Regions from separate parts of the Homo sapiens genome. Here region 1 is linked to region 2. Evidence: read pairs that join two places in POLR2A ChIA-PET (ENCODE). Cell type or tissue: HCT116. All regions are shown on one strand. Each heading gives the region's core, and the rest is flanking DNA. Links, peaks and the distances in the headings are about the cores only. Region 1 has its middle 10 kb from the start of MBNL2. Region 2 overlaps MBNL2 (muscleblind like splicing regulator 2).

Evidence for each region. ChIA-PET counts read pairs that join two places held together with the same protein. Peaks named below come from ENCODE experiments on the same cell type or tissue, not always from the same donor. Only the 100,000 strongest peaks of a DNase experiment are listed, where the experiment ranks them.
Region 1: POLR2A ChIA-PET joins it to region 2 with 6 read pairs; 21 of 35 experiments call an interaction of 5 or more read pairs at or near these places.

The regions. Positions count from the first base shown.
Region 1 is chr13:97,206,521-97,217,227 of GRCh38, reverse strand. It overlaps a transcript of MBNL2 not described here. Among named protein-coding and RNA genes, the nearest start is that of MBNL2, 10 kb to the left of the region's middle. In HCT116, for the core only: a CTCF peak has its summit at 4,277 (motif pointing right); a DNase peak (open chromatin) is centred at 4,275.
Region 2 is chr13:97,264,237-97,274,943 of GRCh38, reverse strand. All of the region lies in intron 1 of MBNL2 (muscleblind like splicing regulator 2), which reads right to left. The region is part of intron 3 of LOC101927385 (a long non-coding RNA gene); the gene reads left to right. Among named protein-coding and RNA genes, the nearest start is that of MBNL2, 47 kb to the right of the region's middle. In HCT116, for the core only: no CTCF peak of the experiment used is centred there; no DNase peak of the experiment used is centred there; H3K27ac peaks cover 4,000 bases.

The sequences.
Region 1 (10,707 bases), core at 2,554-6,553, 56 kb after region 2:
AAAGACAGTTACAGGGCTTAAGTAAAAAAATTGGTAGAGAAGCCATAGAGACATATATATTATGTATAATGTATAATTATTATATATAATATGTGTACTATATATTATATGCATACTGTATATGATATGTATATATCATATATTATATACAACACATATGTGTATATATGTATATATTACATATTATGTGTATATTATGTTATATGTATATTCTATATTCTATAATATGTATTACGTATATATTATGTATTATGTATACATTTTATATTATGTATATAATATGCATATTATACATTATATGTGTATTATATATTATACTCTATGTATGTGTAAATATACTACATATGTAATAATATATATCCATGCATGCACACACACACACAAGCACACATGCACGAATTTAAAGTTGGACCGGAGAAGGAAAAGAAGCAATGCATAAAAGCTGAAAGGCACAATGCAGTTATGAAGTAATCTCCTTTGCTGGGCATACCAAAGTTAGCAAGCTTATAGTCAAGGAGAAAATTAATGTTTGATGATGTTTAAAATCATGGTGATTTCCTGAGAAACAGAGTCTCCCTTTGAATAGAAAAGGATAGGTGTCTTAGGACAGATGGTAGTGTTTGGTTTACTGGAAGAGATGGCCTGGTCCCTAGAAAGGAAGAAAAAGTTGTTCATAGCAAGAGAGAGATGAGACAGAAAGGTAAGTTGCTGACGGGCCTGGTCTGTGATTATTCAATCTTAGGGCTTATTTCTCTCTCAACATAATGTTTCAAGCCTATCCCGCCTCTTTGTCCTTTAGTATGTACTGCTATTTTTTACTTTTTTTTCTAGTTATTTCATGTATAAACCAAATCATAAGCCCCCTGAGGGTACAGACCTTGCATTAAAGTACTTTTCGTCATCCACAATGCCGAACATGGAGTGGTGCTGAATTCATTTTGGTTGATTGATTTCTATTTAGGATTCTGGAGAAAATTTACATACTTTCGAAGAGATTAGTATTTTTTTTAACATGTTGGTTGAAAATGCAGCAGGGAATAGAAAATTGGTTTTATAATTTTCAGAAAAAAAAAGTTATGGTGTTTTTTCCTGAATTTATCGCAAGAAATGTCAACTGGTTTTTAATTTTTCTCCAGTAGGTCTAGAGGCAGAAGATGGGAAAATTAGGACTAACATTTTCTGGGTTAAGGAAAATAGGAGGAAGCAAATTGCATAAAGCATGTAAATGAAATCATGTGTGAGACTCCCTTAGCATAGAACATGGTACATAGCAGTGCTCAATGTCTGTTAGCCACTATTTTTACTGCTACTATTATCATTATCAACATCATCATAGCCCTTAGGGCTTAGAATCCTAGTGAGAGTGATTTCTGTATGCCAAAAAAGTGATAACTAAAGTAGAGATTTCCAAACTTCCTTGCTTCATGACACTCTTGGTATTCCATAATTTTTTTCACTGTGTCCCTAGGCCAAAAATAATACCTAATTGTTCCATTTATTAAATAGCTATATCCAAATACCTTAGTAAGTGCTTATGTTTTAACAAGTAAGGAGTTATATGAAAAGTTAATGCAAAATATTTGAAAAAAAACATTTTTCTTACATGCTTAACTCGAATTAGTTTTTAATGGATTGTAGCATGCCTATCTCAAAGCTTGAAATCAGTTTGCAACCACAACTCTCATTTCCTGTTCCACATTGCTTCTTGCATGGTACTTGTTTTATCAGCTTAACAACTACTAAAAACCCAGCTTTGCAAAGATATATGTTACCATCAAAAGGAACAAAGTGTGATTCTATTGAAATCATGAATTACCTTGAGCTAGTAGGTCGCACAGTGTCTGACAGATGATGAATATTGCTGTATTTCCTTAGAAAATGTACAGCAGCCCATGGAACCCCAGTGAATTCACTACAGTTTCCTAGGGTGCCTGAGAGCATGGTTTGGGAACCATGGCACTAAGGCAAAAGTCCCAATAGTTTGGCCAATGTTAACTGTCTCATTGTTTTTCTGGTTTGATGGTCATATCATGCCTCCTGACCCAGGCCTAAGGGCATTTGAAGTCGCAGAGAGGAGGTCAGGTCAAAGGTTACAGGACATGCCCAGCCCTTAAGCTGTGGTCATGTGAAATCCTCCAAGCGTTGGAGATGGGGGCGAAGCCTATGGTTCTCCAGGATTGCAGATGTTCTCTGGGCCAAAGAAAGAACACTCTGAGGCAGGGGCTGAGTGATCTGCCCACAGTTGATGGGCCTGGGAACTTGCCAGGATCATCCACCTTTCCAAATGGTGAATTGTAAATATAAGCACAAAGAGGAAGCAGCAATGAGCATTTCCCCTGTCACTGTCTTCAATAAAATTACAGACTTCTTTTGCAGCTCCTGACTGCTATTCTTCTGGGCTGGCTGAGGGATCACTGTGCATCTGTCACTGTGCTCACTAGAATTCGCCCTTTCTCCTATAATAAAGGATGAGTATTCTCAGCCCCTTCTCCACCTCCTTCTATGAAAGTGGTGTTTCTGACAGAGAATGTCCAAGCCTGAAAGGTGGGTCTCTAAGCTGCAGGTGAGGGCTGTGATCTCCCTCCTGTTGGGATACTTGAAAGTAAGATTTTTCTGTCTATAACCTTCTGCCCACCTTCTGACTGAGGGGCCAGGCTGAACATGGGTCCAGTGGCTATCGGATGGAAGGACATACACTCATGTGCTATACTTTTCCTTTTGTTTCTGGAGCATTTACTGCCTTTTGTCAAAATTTATAATCTACTTGATACTCATTACTGGTTGTCCAGTACCCAACATATGGGACTGACAATAAATATTTGTTAAACAAAATTTAGCAGGACTGAAATATGGTACAGGATGAGTAGGAAATTGGGTTTGAGACACAAGGCCAAGGATCAAAGCTAATGTGGCATTTCTAAGGGACTTCCAAGGGTCATTAAAGCCAAGTTTTAAAAAACCAGGAAAGAGTCGAAAAGTCAAAACTACCAATTGAGAGTATCACTTTGGTGTCACCAAATAGTGTATGCTATGGCAGAATCAGGATTTTCTATTTCTTTGATGCTTGATGAGCAGCTTAGATCCCTACAAAGAGTTTTTAATGGAATCAAAGGGTCTTTAATAACCTTTTCTTTAATGGAATGAGAATAACGTAACTTGTTCTTCAACGGTTCAGAAGTGGGTGGGTTCTAGCACAAGACTGTGGTGAGATTGTAGGAGTCTCTGTAGCAGTGGAAGTATGTGAGCCTGCTGCCTGATGAAGACATTGTCATCTCCAACAGGGAGTATGGAATGGACGTGGGGAATAGATGAAGCATATAGCATGTGTGTTATTGTAGTGTGATGACAATCTTGACTTTAAAAATTAAATGCAACTGGTTTTGATTTACTACAATATACCGTTCCTGAAGGAAAGACTTGTCAGTGCTCCTATTCCCCTCTCCATCTCTTTCTGTTTATTTTAGGATCACCACCCTACCTAGATCCACTTGTTCACTCATCTGATTAGGGTTTATCACGTGACTTGCTACATGTTGGTCCCAATTGAAACATTCATGATGTAAAGATAAGCAAGATGTAGATGGGACCCCGAGAATCTCACATTATTTCACATGATCCCCAAAGTGAGATCTCTGGGCACTCATCTCAAATGTTTCTGAAGAAAAGGACCCAGGGCTAAGTTTGGAAACCGTTGAAATCACTCATTAAATGTGTGTTTTTACCGAAGGACCTCTCAGAGCCTTGATTCTGGGAATGTGCATTGCAAATTTCCAAGACGGGGTTTTCTAGTTCACTGTGTCTGAGAATTAATTTTACCAGAGGCTCTTTTACTTAAAAAAAGAAATCTAACTAGTATGGTGTTCTTGGGGGTTTTATTTTGGAAAACTCTGGCCCAGGTAAAATGGTTTTTTTTTCCTGTTCATTAGACCGTGTCCATCTCTGCTTCTGCCTATCTTTCTTCACATTCAGAACTTCCCTCACTCTCTTCTGTCAACAACCATAGCTTCTAGATCTTTCTTTGTCACCTCTATTCAACCTCATTCAACTCAACCTCTTTTATTTGATGCTATATGTTCTTACTTGACTGAGGTCCTTAGCTTTACTAACTTGAGGCATCTAGCACACCTCAATGCTACTTTCTATTTGTTTCTCACAACCATGGTTATCTGGGAAGTCCCTGTGGCTCCAGGATCTCCTGTCTGGACCAGATCTTCACAGTAGCCTTTCTCCTCAGGCAAATCTTAGAGAAGATTTGCCCGGGTTTTTCTGACCAGTAGAGGGCCCTTGGTAGCTGTCTAGTGACCTATGGGCATAACTACCCTTCCAAAGCTTAACCCTGTCTAAATTCCATGTTTCAGCGAAAACATCAATTTCTGGAAAATGTGTTACTCATCTCTTTCCTCCATCAAATGCTACTCATGACAAGCACTTCTGGGGTGCTCACATAGTGTTGACGACAAAGAGAGACATCTATTTATTAAATATGTACATAGTGATTATACTGAGTCAAGCACAATGCTATTGTGTGAAATCCATGACACTATTATTATCTCAGGTTTACAGATGGGAAAACACCTGAATGATTAAGTAACCTTTCCAGGGTCGCACAGCTGGCAGGTGGTGCAGCCCATTTGCCCCAGGCAGGCTGGCTTCAGAGGCCATGTTCTCTACTGCGACACCTCACTGGCTCTAAATGTAATAGAAAAATTATATGGCAAATCAGAAGGTGCTAAGTGCAAAGAAAAAAGTAAAAGGAAAAGGAGAATTTGGGCCTGGTAGAGGGGATCAGGCAATCAGGTGGAGCTGGGAGGGGGTAGCTGTGGCTTCTACTGTGGGGGTAGCTGTGGCTTCTACCGTGGGGCCAGGACAGGCTCATGCAGAAAGCGCCCTCTGAACAGAGACATGTAGGGGTGAGGGAGTGTGTTTCCACTGTCAAATGAATAGAAATCTCTGGAGAAGTGTGTTCCAAGCAGAATATTCAAACCCCAGGAGCAATTCTGGAAAACGTTCATGTGGGAGGGACTTCTGCATGCAACCACTTTGGCCTCTAGTTTGCCTGAGTCCCACCCCTTGTTTCTGAATTCCACTGATACTGTTCTCTTTGTACAAAGGGCACCATTATCAAGAGCCATAGCACGGTGGCTTCTGCCTGTCTTTCTTCAAATCCAGGACTTTCCTCACTCTCTTCCCTCTATCAGCCACCATAAGCTTGGAGATCTTTCTTTGACACCTTTAGATATTTCCCCATCTCCCCTTTCCCTAAATCCAAAATACTGCTATCTCTTTCCCAGTAGATTCATCACACTAACTCATTCCGATATCCATTTAGATCTCGGCATATAGTCTTGATAAATTAAAATTTCAAACTTACGTAAAATGTTCTGCCTATTCTCCCAAGGACATGTGCTATGTTTTATAATGAAATTTTAATCTTTATTTTTAAAATAATTTGTGCAAAGAGAAGGCATCTGGCTTTGTTTTATCTGCTACAGAAAAGGGATCATGTCATGGGTATATTCTTTACCAGAAATGGGCAATTATTTTGCCTTCCAGCTGGATTAGAGAGAAAAACAGGCTCACCTTAGCAACAGCATTCTGATGCTGATGTCATCACCTCACATCATTTTGGTCTCATGTCACTGCATTCTTTCTCTAAAATCTCAAGCCACAGCTTTATAGATCTCTGCATTTAGAAGGCTTAATGAAAAAGGAAGAAATAACCATACTTAAATATTCACTGAGTCATTCTAATCTTGAACTCTGTTAGCAGGTCCCTTTTCCACAGCAAAACAAAATGAGAATTGTGCTTTTTCTACTCCAGTTTTTGCTGCAGCTTTGCCTGCAACCCTCGTCTCTCTCAAGCTCAGGCCCACACACTCCTGCTCTATACCCCCAACCCATGGGATTGCCAACCTCTCCAACAAGCCTAATCACTTACAAATAGAATGATTTTATTTCGCAAAGCAGTCCAATCCTGAGACGATTATGGTGAGCTTACAATCATGGATCCTAGGGCTAGAAGAAATCTTTCATCTACACCCTAGCTTCTTATTTGAAGATGAGGAAGCAGACAGCAAGACAAGGCTTACTTTTGTAAAAGACAGAAAAGATTTTAACTCCCTGGAAGTTTGTGGCTCCTCAAAATTTCAATGAGGATTCTCATAGGGTGTCAGATCATGCATCAAATGTTATGTACCTCACCCCTTCCCTCACCCCACCCAACCCCTGCCTTCCTCTCCCTGCTACCCTTTCACCACCCCTCTTCTCCATACACAAAAATCCCATATACCCAAGTCACTAAATCACAGCAGCCAGAAATCCTTCCCACACCAGGAACTGGACTGAGTCCCTTCCACTTAGAAGTTTCAATACTGACTTTGGTCTCACAGCAAATAACATTTAAAAAACTGAGCACTTTGGGAGGCCAAGGCGGGTGGATCACTTGCGGCCAGAAGTTTAAGACCAGCCTGGCCAATGTGGTGAAACTTATGCCTGTAACCCCAGCTACTTGGGAGGTTAAGGCATGAGAATCACTTGAACCTGGGAGGCAGAAGTTGCAGTAAGCCACGATTGCACCACTGCACTCCAGCCTGGGCAACAGTGTGAGATTCTGTCTCAAAAAAAAAAAAAAAAAAAAAAAAAAAAAAAAAAAAAAATTCACAGTTGTATAGAATCATTTAAATTGTGTTTATGTATAGTTATAAAATTTGTATATATCAATATGAAAAATTCACTGTCAATGAATAGAAAACTATCCACATACATACTACACTTTGGTAAAATCAGGCTCTCCGTTTTCAAAACCACAAGCTATGCCACAAAGACAAAGACTTCCTTTATAAGCTTTCATCACACACTAACCGTCATGTTCTAAAAGTAATTTTAAAAGTTCTCAATTTGCTGGGTCCCTGACTAAGAAACACAGATGACATTTTTAATCTATTTGAATCTTAAAGTTATTTTTAACATAATTAAGCATTTATAACCTTGCTTTATAGATACATACTCTGAGTTATGTAACATCACTGAGCTAATACTTTGGACCACACTTAGAAAAAAATCTCTGTTCTTAAGATTTCACATTTAAATATACTGAGGACACTTTGGGTTTTTTTGGTTAAAAGTCAATGTCGGCCAGGTGTGGTGGTTCATGCCTGTAATCCCAGCACTTCGGGAGGCCAAGGCGGGCAGATCACCTGAGGCCAGGAGTTTGAGACCAGCCTGGCCAATACGGTGAAACCCCGTCTCTACTAAAAGCACAAAAATTATACAGGCATGGTGATGCACACCTGTAATCCCAGGTACTTGGGAGGCTGCGGCATGAGAATTGCTTGAACCCAGGAGGCGGAGGTTGCAATGAGCTGAGATCGTGCCACTGCACTGCAGCCTGGGTGACAGAGCAAGATCTTGCCTCAAAAAGTTAAAAATAAAAATAAAAAGAAGTCAGTGTCTTTTTTTAAAGAACTTTTTAATATTGACAATAGCCAAACAAAAAGTTCATCAAACTTCTAGAAAACTAGAAATTTTACCAAATGAGCAATGAGTACACATTTTTCATAGTGTATAAACTAATAAGTATTAATTGCCTTAATTAGACTCACTGACACCCAAATAAGGGTTTTATCATCGTTCTCAAAGAAGACAAAGGGGCTAACTAATTTATCTTTATGTCTTCAATATTGGAAAGATTATTATAAAGCATTAATTGCACACTCTCCTTTGAACACTACTTTGCAGTAATTTATCACTTCATACTCACTCAATCTGGGAAGTCACTTTCTTTACCTTCACTTTACAAGTAGAGAAGTTGAGGCACATCAGGTTAAAGACTTAATCCTGGGTCTCTAAAGAACCTAGTGGCTGAAGTGGATTCTGTGTAAAATTTAGGCCTCTTAGTGGGGCAAATACTCACAGTCTAATCCTAAAAGTGGAGCAAAGATTCGTACTCTATTAACATGTTTTGACAGGGAGTTGGCAAGCTGGCAAATTTTGGTGGGTTCTCTTGTTTATATAGAAGAAAATAATAATGGGTGACATTATCCTCGAAGTAGAAAACAGAGAACTTCCTGCAATATTTTAAAGGAAATATAGGGATTTAATTTAAAATATAATTACCCAAATCATGTCTTTCAAGGATTTTGAATTCATTTATTGTACCTTTTTAGCTGGTTGGCTGGCCAGTTTGATTTGTTTGCCCCCGCATTTAAGAACTCTGTTGGATATAAAAACCACTCACAGTTTGATCAAAATAATAATTTTTAAGTGTACATTCTCAGTTTACTTAATTGCTGAGTTTATGTCCAGGGCCACTGTGTATGACCATGAAGGTTGCATGCAGAAAATCTCTAGAGCATTATTTAGGTCATACTTACCATTCTACAGTCCACATTCTTGAAGTATATGTACCGCTGGAGTTGTATAGTACACAACCTACTCAACTGTACACATCTGCCCAGTTAACATCTTTAGATTAAGGTTAGGGTTGAGGAAGGTGAATGTTATTAGAGGTTGATCTCATTATTAGGAGCTTCTCACCTTTGGATAATCTTTGTGTTTCTGCCCTGGCTCTTTCCTAGTTTTGTCATTATTTTTCCAAATTTCTCAAGTCCCTGACCCACATGCATCTACCACTGAGACTTTTTTTACATGGCCTGTAATAGGGTAAAGACTAGGGACTAGGGTTTCTACACCCCGGGAGATTGATTAGAGAAATCCATGAATCAGCTTTTACTTTTGTAGTTCTAGGAACTATCCAGTTCTATTGTACAATCTGGGCCAAGCTGTGGGTTCCACAAAAGGCTCAAGTTCCAGCCCTACAAAGGAATCAGAGGTATGTTGTCCCCTGCCTAAGTCACAATAATGATCCTCAATCATTGATTCCTACATCTATTAATTGGCACTATTCCTGTCCAAGTCTTTCTCATCGTTTTCCTGCTAAATAATGGTCCCACAACATGATCTCGGAAAATAAAAAAGAATTCCCCTTTGGGCTTATGTGGGAATCAATGCATACTACATTGTCCACTTGGAGATTCACATTGCACATGAGCATATTAAAGGCTTTGAGAAGTCCTGCAAGAAACAAAAGTTTAATTTTGTTTATCTCCAAACTTAATTTCACGGACTCAACACCAGTCCTTGAAAGCAGCTGGGAAGGAGGCTGTACCCTGCAAAACCACAGGAGCAGAGCTGTTCAAGACCATGGGAACTCACCCCCTTGCATCAGCATGACCTGGATGTGAGACATAGAGTCAAGGGAGATCATTTCGGAACTTTAAGATTTGACTACCCTGCTGGATTTCAAACTTGCATGGGGCCTGTAGCCCCTTTGTTTTGGCCAACTTCTCCCACTGCCTGTACCTCCACTGTATCTAGGAAGTAACTAACCTGCTTTTGATTTTACAGGCTCATAGGTGGAAGGGACTTGCCTTGTCTTGGATGAGACTTTGAACTGTGGACTTTTGAGTTAATGCTGAAATGAATTAAGAATTTGGGGGACTGTTGGGAAGGCATGATTTCTTTTTAAGTGTAAGAACATGAGATTTGGGAGGGGCCAGGGGTGGAATTATATGGTTTGGCTCTGTTCCCACCCAAATCTCATCTTGAATTCCCACCTGTTGTGGGAGGGATCTGGTGGGAGGTAATTGAATCATGGGGGCAAGTCTTTCCCGTGCTGTTCTCATGACAGTGAATAAGTCTCACAAGATCTGATGGTTTTAAAAAGAAGAGTTCCCCTGCATGAGCTTTCTATCCTTGCCAGCTGCCATCCATGTAAGATGTGACTTGCTCCTCCTTGCCTTCCACCATGATTGTGAGGCTTCCCCAGCCACGTGGAACTGTAAGTCCAAATAAACTTGCTTCTTTTCTAAATTGCCCAGTCTTGGGTATGTCTTTATCAGCAGCATGAAAACGGACTAATACACTCCTGTTAATATAAAAAATACACATTGGGAAATGCAAATCTGCAGAATAACAAGTTCAATAAATAATGCTTCTCTGCATAATTTAAGACTATCCCCTAACCTCACTCTTATTGATTGCTGGTTTTTAGTGCCCATCATAGAGTGTGTAGCACAACCTTGGCCATTTACAGGTTTTCTCTAGCACTTTAGCTGTATAATGAGTTGAGCTTCAAAATGAATGCATGCAGGAAAGGGAAGGGGATCCAAGGAGGTAGGGAGAAAGTTGTGAGTAGAGGGAAAGGAAACACAGCAGAGGGACAACAGGCATTCAAGGAAGACAAGCCTGTTACCTGCCCTTGTATTACTAAATCCATTTTTCAAAGGAGGAAACTGAGGCTTAGCCAAGTTAAATAACTTGCTCAAGGTCACACTACTAGTTTGGTCATGACTTTAACCTGAACCCATATTGCAGACTTTGAACCCCATGCCATTCTCTTTCCATTTCATTGTATTTGGCATAGTATTACACTATTATCATTATTACTACAATATTACACTGTTATCATTGTTACTATGTTATTAGTATTATCATTATTACTATCATTATTACTACAACTGATTGAGCAGGCTCCAATCAGTTCTCAAGTTCAAGTCCTATCTCTCTCACTATTAGCATGTGCCATTGCCTGGGGTCTCCTGTCCCTAAGATTCTTCTTTATCTCTGCAACAAGGATATAGCAATTCTCATGGGATTGTGGGAGGATTAAAGGAGTTAGTGCTCAGAAAATAATAAATATTAAATGTT
Region 2 (10,707 bases), core at 4,169-8,168:
GATGACTAAGTGCAGGAATGTAAATTAGTTTTAGTTGAGTTCAGTTTAGTTTTTAACTGAGTCATAATCTAAAAACGCTCTGTAGTATGGAATGCTGGAGTTAAAACACATGGCTACAACAAAAATATAGTCAGTAAGTTCAGATGTCTAAAATAAGCACCTTCAGTTTCTTTTAACTTTTTCAAGGGTTATGAAATCATTAAACATTAAATTCCAGTTACTGGGACAAGCATGAATAAAGGACTAAAGTCCAGAAGTTGATTATTTTCATAAATAGGATATGCCACAAATGACCTTACATACCTGCTGAGCCTTGATGTCTTTCTAAAAAATTTATACCTAAGAAGAACTTAATGAAGACTGGAAGTAGATTATTTTAAATTGGCAGGTAACAAATAAGTTCAGAGAGCAATAATTTTTTTTTTTTTGAAATGGAGTCTTTCTCTGTCACCCACACTGGACCCTGTCACCCAGGCTAGAGTGCAGTAGCATGAACTCGGCTCACTGCAACCTCTGCCTCCTGGGTTCAAGCAGTTCTTGTGCCTCAGCCTCCTGAGTAGCTGAGACTACAGGTGTCTGACACCACGCCTGGCTAATTTTTGTATTTTTAGTAGAGACAGGGTTTCATGGTTTCACCATGTTGACCAGGCTGGTTTCGAACTCTTGACCTCAGGTGATCTGCCCACCTCAACCTTCCAAAGTGCTGGGATTACAGGCGTGAGCCACCGTGCCCGGCCCAATAATTTTTAAGTGGTTCACAAGTGTTCCCTTAAAAAGTATGACCCCAAATCAATTAAGTTTATTTAACTCTGGGTAAATCAAGCCAGACGAGCTTCCTTGCATTAGGGCTTTTTAAGTTTTTTAATTTTTTTTCTTTTTTTTGAGACGGAGTTTCACTCTTGTTGCCCAGGCTGGAGTGCAGTGGTGTGATCTTGGGTCACTGCAACCTCTGCCTCCTGAGTTCAAGTGATTCTCCTGCCTCAGCTTCCCGAGTAGCTGGGATTACTGGTGCCCACCACCATGCCCAGATAATTTTTGTATTTTTAGTAGAGGTGGGGTTTCACCATCTTGGCCAGGCTGTTTTCAAACTCCTCACCTCAGGTGATCCACCCATCTTGGCCTCCCAAAATGTTGAGACAACAGACGTGAGCCACCGCGTCCGGCCTGCAATAGGGCTTTTCTTGGCTGCTGTGTCTGATGGGTCCCTTATAAGGGAGAAGCCTCAATGGTGTCTCAAGCTTATCTGATGATGGAACATTTATTTAAGCAGGACATCTCTTGGGACTGGTGGGAATTGCTACTTCATCCCAATAATTCTTTTACATTTTAATAAAAGTGTTTGCATGAGTTATAATTGCATGCACATTTAAGGAAGTTGGCAATCTTGAAAGCTATGACACATAGCAAACTTCAATTATAAAATATTTGAGGGGTCCAGGCAGGCTCCTGCATGTCTGTTTGGCAACGCTGCATTCACAGAAGCTAATATCAGCTAGCCTAAGCTAGGGAGCTTAAGAAGATGAGTTTAATAACCAAATTTAATATGGGTTGGGTTTCATAGACCAGCCTGGACTTGTATCTTTATTACCTCAACCTGCACCTCTAGCTCCCATGGAGAACAAAGGATGAGGAAAGCAAAGGACAAGGACATATTTCTGCCTGCATCAAGGGAGATGAGGCACCAATGACAAGGATATTTCAAATGATGGGCTGAACACACTTAGTGTTTGAAAAATATTACGTAGAGTCCCCAAGTCCTCAGTACCAGGACCCAAGGTAGATGCTCAACCTCAAAGGCAGCAGAGTCTCTCCCAAGGGCTCCCATGGAGGAAAAGAAAGAGGTAAACATAGGTACTGTTGCATAGATGGCAAGAATAATTACTCAGATGTTCCTAAAAGTTCTCCAGGAGCTATGCTTCCAATGCAGTTCAGTGAATGCTGTACATTTTTATTCATACTTATAGGTAAGAAGCCTTTTTCATTCCCCCTGGAAGAAATATATATTTTTTCCCCCTGGGAGAATTTCCATTTCAACTTACTATGAAAATCCCACCAGAATTCAGATGATCAGACTCTACCAAGATACACTTGCTTAAAATTAAGTATTTATTTGAATTGACAAAAACTGTATAGGATTATTATATACAAATGATATTTTGAAATACGTATGCATTGTAGAATAGCTAAATTGAGCTAATTAACATATGCATACTTAGCATTTTTTAGTTGTGAGAACACTTAGAACCTCTAAGTGAGATCACACCCTATTTGTCTTTAAGATAAACTTGCTTTTAAAAGCAGGGATGGCCTGCCTTACACCTTATACAAAAATTAACTCAAGATGGATTAAAGACTTAAATTTAAAACCCAAACCATAAAAAACCCTAGAAGAAAACCTAGGCAATACCATTCAGGACATAGGCATGCAGAAAGACTTCATGACCAAAAGCAATTGCAACAAAAGCCAAAATTGATAAATGGGATCTAATTAAACTAAAGAGCTTCTGCACAGCGAAAGAAACTATCATTAGAGTGAACGGGCAACCTACAGAATGGGAGAAAATTTTTGCAACCCACCCATTTGACAAAGGTCTAATATCCAGAATTTACAAGGAACTTAAACAAATTTACAAGAAAAAAACAAACAATCCCATCAAAAACTGATATGAACATACAAAGGATATGAAAAGGGCAATGGATATGAACAGACACTTCTCAAAAGAAGACATTTACGCAGCCAACAAACATGAAAAAAAACTCAACATCACTGATCATCAGAGAAATGCAAATCAAAACCACAATGAGATACCATCTCATGCCAGTCAGAATGGTGATTATTAAAAAGTCAGGAAACAATAGATGCTGGCGAGGCTGTGGAGAAATAGGAATGCTTTTATACTGTTGGTGGGAATGTAAATTAGTTCAACCATTGTGGAAGACAGTATGGTGATTCCTCAAGGATCTAGAACCAGAAACACCATTTGACCCAAAAATCTCATTACTGGGTATATATACCCAAAGGAATATAAATCATTCTACTGTAAAGACACATGCACACCTATGTTTATTGCAGCACTATTTACAATAGCAAAGACATGAAATCAACCCAAATGCCCATCAATAATAGGCTGGATAAAGAAAATGTGGTACATATACAACATGGAATACTATGCAGCGGAATGAGATCATGTCCTTTGCAGGGACATGGATAAAGCTGGAAGCTATCATCCTCATTAAACTAACACAGGAACAGAAAACCAAATACGGCATGTTCTCACTCATAAGTAGAAGTTAAACACTGAGAACACATGGACACAGAGAGGGGAACATCACATACGAGAGCCTGCTGGGGGTTTACGGGGTGAGGGGAGGGAACTTAGAGGACAGGTCAATAGGTGCAGCAAACCACCGTGGCACACGTATACCTATGTGACACACCTGCACATTCTGCACATGTATCCTGTTTTTTTTTGTTTTGTTTTTTGTTTGTTTTTTTTTAGAAATAAATAAATAAATAAATCTTAAAAAGTGGAGTAGGCTGGGTGCAGTGGCTCACGCCTGTCATCCTAGCACTTTGGGAGGCCAAGATGGGCAGATCACTTGAGGCCAGGAGTTTGATACCAGCCTGGCCAACATGGCGAAACCCTGTCTCTACTAAAAATACAAAAATTAGCCTGGCACACGCCTGTAATCCCAGCTACTTGGGAGGCTGAGGCATGAGAATTGCTTGAACCTAGGAGGTGGAGATTGCAGTGAGCTCGCGCCACTGCACTCCAGCCTGGGCAACACAGAGAGCCTCTGTCTCAAAAAAAAAAAACAAAAAAAAAAAAACAAAAAAGAGCAGGTGTACCCAAGCTTTCTGATGGCCAGAGTCACTTGTACAGCAAAGATGTTTCAGAAGGAAAGAGGTGTGCATTATATCACAGGTACAACATACTGTTATCATAGCCTCTCATGAATCCACTCTTTCTCCCAGCTTGTTCTCTGTTCCTTTCCAAAAAGCTATACGGCTACTGTTAGCATAGGCACCTGTACCAAGGAGTGGGTACAGGCAGGCAGATGTGGGGAAAAGGGAGAGAGCCACTTGAGCTAGGTTAGATGGTTCTACCAAAGATAAGAGCAATGGAGGGTAAGGATGGGCTAGACCACATTTCAGCATGGCCATCAAGAGACGGGACTGAGAGATATGCCAACATATAGATGTAATAGAATATTGGACTTACTAGCCTGCCAGTTGCTGAGAGGAAGGGGCATGTGTTAGACTGTGCTGTTCAAGGCAGAAATCACCAGCAACATATCAATCAAGCACCTGAATTGTGGCTAGTGAAACTGAGAAACTAAATTTTAAATTTTTATTTATTCTTAATGAATTTAAATTTTAAAAACTCACCCTTGATTCAGTCATTGGAAAACTTTTTAGTGTGATTAGACCAAGTTGAGTATATAAATTTACTTTTTTAATTTTAAATTTTATGAAACCTACATACAGATGGAGTACTGCCAATGAAAATTTAGCATCCAAATTCAGATGTGCTCCAAGTAGAAAATACACACTGAATTCAAAAATACATGCCTTGTAAGAAAAAAAAGAATGTGAAAATATCTTATTAAGATTGTTTCATAGTTATTACATACTGAATTAATATTTTTAATATATTGGGTTAAATATTAAAATTGATCTCACCTGCTTCCTTTTCCCACTCAAAAATTCATAATTGTCTAAGTAGCTCACATTCTATTGCTACTGACGGTGCTGTCTCAAGGGCTTTTGCATTTCTTCTATTAGTCAACAGAACTTCCAGGGTGATAGAAAGTCCTAAGAACTAGCTTCCAGCCTTCACTTTGCCAAGGTATCTCGTCACATAACCTTGGGCAAGTCAATTTCTTTGAGACCCACCTTCTTCATCTAAATGTCGATAATAGTTCCTGCCTGTATGTACATGGTTGCTGCCATGAAAGACAGATTATAGTGGAAATATAAAAGTATTCTGTGATTTTTAAAAGTTACTATACCAATCTGTATTAACAAAATCTACTTTCAGGCTTCCTCTCTCTCTACGATAGTTCCATATGATGACCAGGATTAGACCTGGTGTAGATCTGCTCCAGCCACAGAGTCTGAGAGCAGGGAGGTGCCTAGAGATCAATGGTCTGACTGCATAGCAGTACCTGGACCTCTTATCTGGAGAAGGCTTCACTTCTCACACCGCCTTTATTTTGCAACCAAAGGGAGCCTCAGAGAGGTTTTTCCAAGTGTCACTACAAAAACCTTAAGCCCGCTTTCTTCCTCCAGCTGCTGTTCACCCAAAAGTGAAGGGAACACCTCTGGGGCCAACAGTCACCCTGGGTGGGAAGCAGGGTTGGAATACTCTGGTAGCACCAATGGGAGCCTGCTTCCCTGAGGGCACGGTGGAAATGCAGCTGCTTTTCCATTCACAGTGCCCTGGATGAGCAGGGAGGAAGGGGTGGCATTTCAAGTTCATCTGCCCAGAGGTGCCCCTGTTAATAATGTCTGGAGAGGGCACCTCCAGACGTTCCACAATTTTGGAAATTAGGAAAATTTCCATCAAGATTCCATGTATAACGGCATTGCCCCATTATATGCAGGGCACCCTTAGCCTTTCCCAGAAGTTTCTAGGCTGCACTGGGAACAGGGTCTCTGCCCACATTATTTTCCAGTTTTGTGTAAGTCTCTCTCACTGGTGTGTTTTAGCTTCCATTTCTTTCACTTCTTTTGACTTTTTTGGTTGTATTTCCAATGTCCCAAACAATCCTACCCTAATTAGCTCCTTCCAGTGCAGAACCTAGGCAATGTTTGGGAGTAGTTGCCCCCGATTATTTCTCTGGCAGGCCCTCTCCTTTTTCTCCTCAGGCATTTAGAAACTTCCTGCCTTTCTAAGCCACCTCCTGGAAAAGGATATGAGCTTGCCAGGAAGGTTCAGCTGAGCCACCCTCCGGCAGGCCCTCCTCACGGGCCTGCATCCGGAACAGCGCCCCCTCCTTCGTCCTTTCCCTTTTGACACCCTCTCCTACAGCCCATCTTTAATACTGCCTGGTCATTATTTTTAAATAGGTATCATTATTCCTTAATTCACAAGAACTGTAAATACTGATTTCTCCATCTGCCTCCCCACAGTGTAAACTCCTACAGGGTTTGCCTCAGGTATCTGATAGACTTTGCCTATTATTTTTGAATCCCCAGAGTTCAGTTCAGTGCCTGGTATGCAGAATATACTGGACAAATGTTTGTTGAATGAGCTCCTGATCCTCCTCCAAGGAATATTTGCATTTTAATAAGAACCAAAGTCTAAGCTAAAGGACTAATGCTCTGAATGGGGAATTCCAGTATTATCTGTAGGAAAATTCCAGCAGATGCCACTGGCTTACCCTGCGGCTGCCAGGTAGGTTGAGGCTGGGAGCTGCCCCAGGGATGCACACCGTGAGCCTCAATGCCCAGATCTTTAGTCCAGCGGTTTTTAAAGTGTTGTGCCTGGGCCAGCAGCAGCAGCATCCGCTGGGATCTTGTTAGGAATGCACACTCTCGGCCCGGCGCAGTGGCTCACACCTGTAATCCCAGCGTTTGGGAGGCCGAGGCAGATGGATCATTTGAAGTCAGGAGTTCCAGACCAGCCTGGAAAGCATGGTGAAACCCCATGTCTACAAAAAATAGAAAAAAATTTAGCCGGGCGTGCATGGTGGCGCACGCCTGTAATCCCAGCTATTCAGGAGGCTGAGACATGAGAATCACTTGAACCCAGGAGGCAGAGGTTGCAGTGAGCCAAGATCGTGCCACTGCACTCTAGCCTGGATGACAAGAGCGACGCTGTCTCAAAAGAAAGAAAGGAAGGAAGGAAGGAAGGAAGGAAGGAAAGAAAAAAGAAAAGCACACTCTTAGGCCCCACCACCAAGGTCCTGGATCAGATACCCTGACAACGAGGACGAGCAATCTGTGTTTTAACAAGCCATCCAGGGGGCGGCTGATGCAGGCTCAAGCTTGAAAACCCCTGTCGGAAGCATTCCTTGCCTTCTGTGTGCCAGGCATCCTGCTGCTTGCTGAAAAGAACAAAGATGTCCACCTGGAGTTACCTGCAGGCTTTTGAGTTCACTGATTTCCCTAGAAACAATTGTAAGAGTGCTGGCCGGGCTGCCCCCAGCGGCTGTTTCTGATCAATAAAAACAAAACAACAAAACAGCCAGACTCACAGAAAACACCTGAGAGATTTGTTTCAGCTAAGACTTCCTTCTGTGAGAATTAGGAAAGACAATGACCCATAGCCTTCTAGAGGGGGTGGGTGCGGCCTTGTTTTACGGACACTTGCCTGAGAGAGGACCACTTTAAAGGGACTAGTGGCCTGATGACCAGCAGCTCAGCCATCAGAAGGAGCTGCTTTGTAGTGCCCCATCCTCTCCAGAAGGCGTGTGATTTAAGGAATATCCAGGTTCACTGCTTGACTCATCTTTAAAGAAAAGGCAAGACTGAAGTTCGAGAAGAAAGAAACGAGGTTCTGTAGTATTTCCTGAAATGCCAAAGGATGTGCCGTTCAACTGTACAAAATAATCCCAAGCTATTTTTAGGGTCTTTACTTACATGACACTTCATTTTTCAAAATGTATTTAAGAACTCTTCTAAGTGTTAGATTTTCAGAAAGCATTCACTTTTGACTGTATAAAAGAACTTGCCGCTCACATTCTTTTGCAGCTGCTAAGTTATGCAGGGTGAGTCTGGAAAGCCTGGCTTTTCACTCTGCAAGGAGGCGACCTCCCTCCATTCCACGCCTCTCAGACAAGCTGGGGCTGTGGACCCCAGGTGTCTCCTCCGTGCCATTGCTTTCTAGATAGTTTGTACATTTTTTAAGGGAAAAACATCAGTCATGTCCAATGTTGAGACTGAGATTGATCAAAATTTCAGACCACCTTAAGGGAAATAATTCTGCAGCACACAGTTCCTCCAGTTTACTTTCGGGTCATCTATGATATTTTAGCTGCCTGCCAGACATCGGCCTCCTAGGGAGCTGATTAAAGGATCTTTGCAAAACAAGCCTATTTCTGAGTCAGACAGTCAAGAACTCATTATCCATTAAGTAATTTATAGGATGCCTTTAATTCTTTTTATATAAATCTAATTACAAGAAAGAAACCTTGTCTCCTTGACTCTCCTATTTCTAATTTTCGGAATCTCTGAGTTTCCTATTTTTAATTTTTAAATTCTTAAAATATATATTTTTAAAAAATAATGTTTCCTTCCTGTGAGTGGCTCAATGTTGGAGCGTCCCCACTCTATTTCTGGAGACTAATTTAAAATAGCTCTCAATGTGCTCTCTCTGTTGATCGATGACTTGGCCGCATCCTAAGCCTATCAGATGCAGACGCCTGGGCGGAGAGGGCCCTGGAGGAGCTGCCAGCTGAAGGACTGGGGCTGAGAGCCACTTGATCTCCAGAAGGAGGGTGTAAGACTGCCCTGTAATCACAGCCTCGGAGAAGAGGCTCCTAACTGGGGCCTGCCCATAGGAAGCTCAGTGAACCAAGGGAAACACAGATGTGAATGAGATGCAAATGCAAGTGAATAGAGAACTCGATTGACTTCGCAAAGAAAAACATTGAGGCAGGTAGCAAAAGAGATTTCTTTTAATGGTTTTTCTTTTAGATACCTTTAAATTGGTTTTGTTTTAATTAATTAATTAATTTATTTATTTATTTTTCGTGAGATGAAGTCTTGCTCTGTTGCCTAGGCTGGAGTGCAGTGGCACAATCTCGGCTCACTGCAACCTCCGCCTCCCAGGTTCAAGTGATTCTCCTGCCTCGGCCCCCCAAGTAGTTGGGATTACAGGCACCTGCCACCAAGCCTGGCTAATTTTCATATTTTTAGTAGAGAAGGGGCTTCACCATGTTGGCCAGGCTGGTCTCAAACTTCTGACCTCAAGTCATCCACCCACCTCGGCCTCCCAAAGTGCTGGGATTACAAGGGTGAGCCACCGTGCCCGGCCTAATTTATTGAAAATATAAATAAAATGGTGCCTTGAATGTTCTGCTTGGTTGAAGGACAAGACCAGCTTTTCTAACCTGGACTCTACTCTCTCTGCCTCTGAATAGCTGTGTGATGTCACCTGCTCTATCTGAGCTTCATTTTCCTTGTTTTTCTTCAAAGGGATAGTAACACTTAAGCCATAAATACATGCACTGCAACCAAAATATATTTAGTAGTATACTATCAATAATCTCTATGTGGTACCTAATCTGTATCAACATTAGTTCTTGAGACATCCACATGCATGTACACACACACGCACACACAAAAATGACAGGTGGAAATAACTTTTTTACTAAAAGTTATTTTCTCCAAAGTCAACGAAGTATAAGTAAAAGAAAGTAGAAAGGCTCTTTCTCTGAAGGTAGGTACAAGCTATGAAGTCCTGCCTAGCATGTGAGTTGGACACGCCCTTGATAGACTGTCTTCTAAAACTAACTCCAAACTTTCATTCTTTCTAACTAGAGAAAGAACCGTGTCTGACAATGATATCTTCATTTTACATGGTATTTTGTCCTCTGGAACATACTTTCAGATATATTAATATAAGGGAAATAAAACATAGGGTTACCCAAGGCCATTCAATGACTCAGATAAGCCAACCTTTGTTTTATGATAAAAATAACAAAAGGAGAAATTTCCAACTTTTTTTTCATGTATCTTATGTCTTAAAGTACAAGTGAAAAAGTCATAAAATCCAGGGCTCATTTTAACATGCAAAAATTTCCAATCTCTTTTCATTGCCATTTCCAGGAATGGGTAGAGAAAGAAATCACATCCTCAATTCAAAGAGTGAAAATTTCTAAATATATTCTTGAAACTACAGCCAGATGTAATCTATTCAACACGTATTTGTATTCAAATTATGTTTTTCACTGCATCTGTGTTTTCTATCCAAATATTTATAATTCAGTTAGGAGATGCTCTTATTAGAAATAAAAGCAATTGTATTAGAGACCATTGAAAACTGCATTGCACTTACCGGTTTCCTGGATGTCCAGGAACCAATGGCTGTAGCCAGACAGAACAATGATCGATCTGTCAGCTGAAATCTAGCCCTGAATTCCCAGAGAACTCTTTGTTAGAACTTCCATTTCCTTCCCCGGCCATAGCCTTGGGTGGACAGAACCACTTTCAGCTGACCTTTGTCTTTTTCTCTCTCTCCAGTGACCAGCCTAATGGCCATTTCATTGGCCTGTACACCTACCTATAAATACTAATAACCCCTTTTTTGACAAAATGTTTGTAACACAACTTTTATTATCACCAAATGAAAATCATAGTGTAACCAACAGACACACTTTAAAAACAAAATCAATATATTGCCATAACTATAAATACTGTAATTTACATATCAACAGAAAGCTACTTTATACAATAAATAATATGTATTTTAAAATTTTGATGCTAAGGCACAAGCATATTAGAAGACAGAATGAAGTGTCAGAAGCTGTCACCTGTTTGTTTGCAGCACTGTAATGAATGTAACGGGTACAAATGTAGACTGACACAGGTTTGATAAAAGGCATGGCTTATCAAATTGCTGAATAATTTCTGATGAAGTTCCTAACAAGTTAAATAATAATCTTCTCTGCCGGGCACAGTGGCTCAAGCCTGTAATCCCAGCACTTTGGGAGGCCGAGGCGGGTGGATCACAAGGTTAGGAGATGGAGACCATCCTG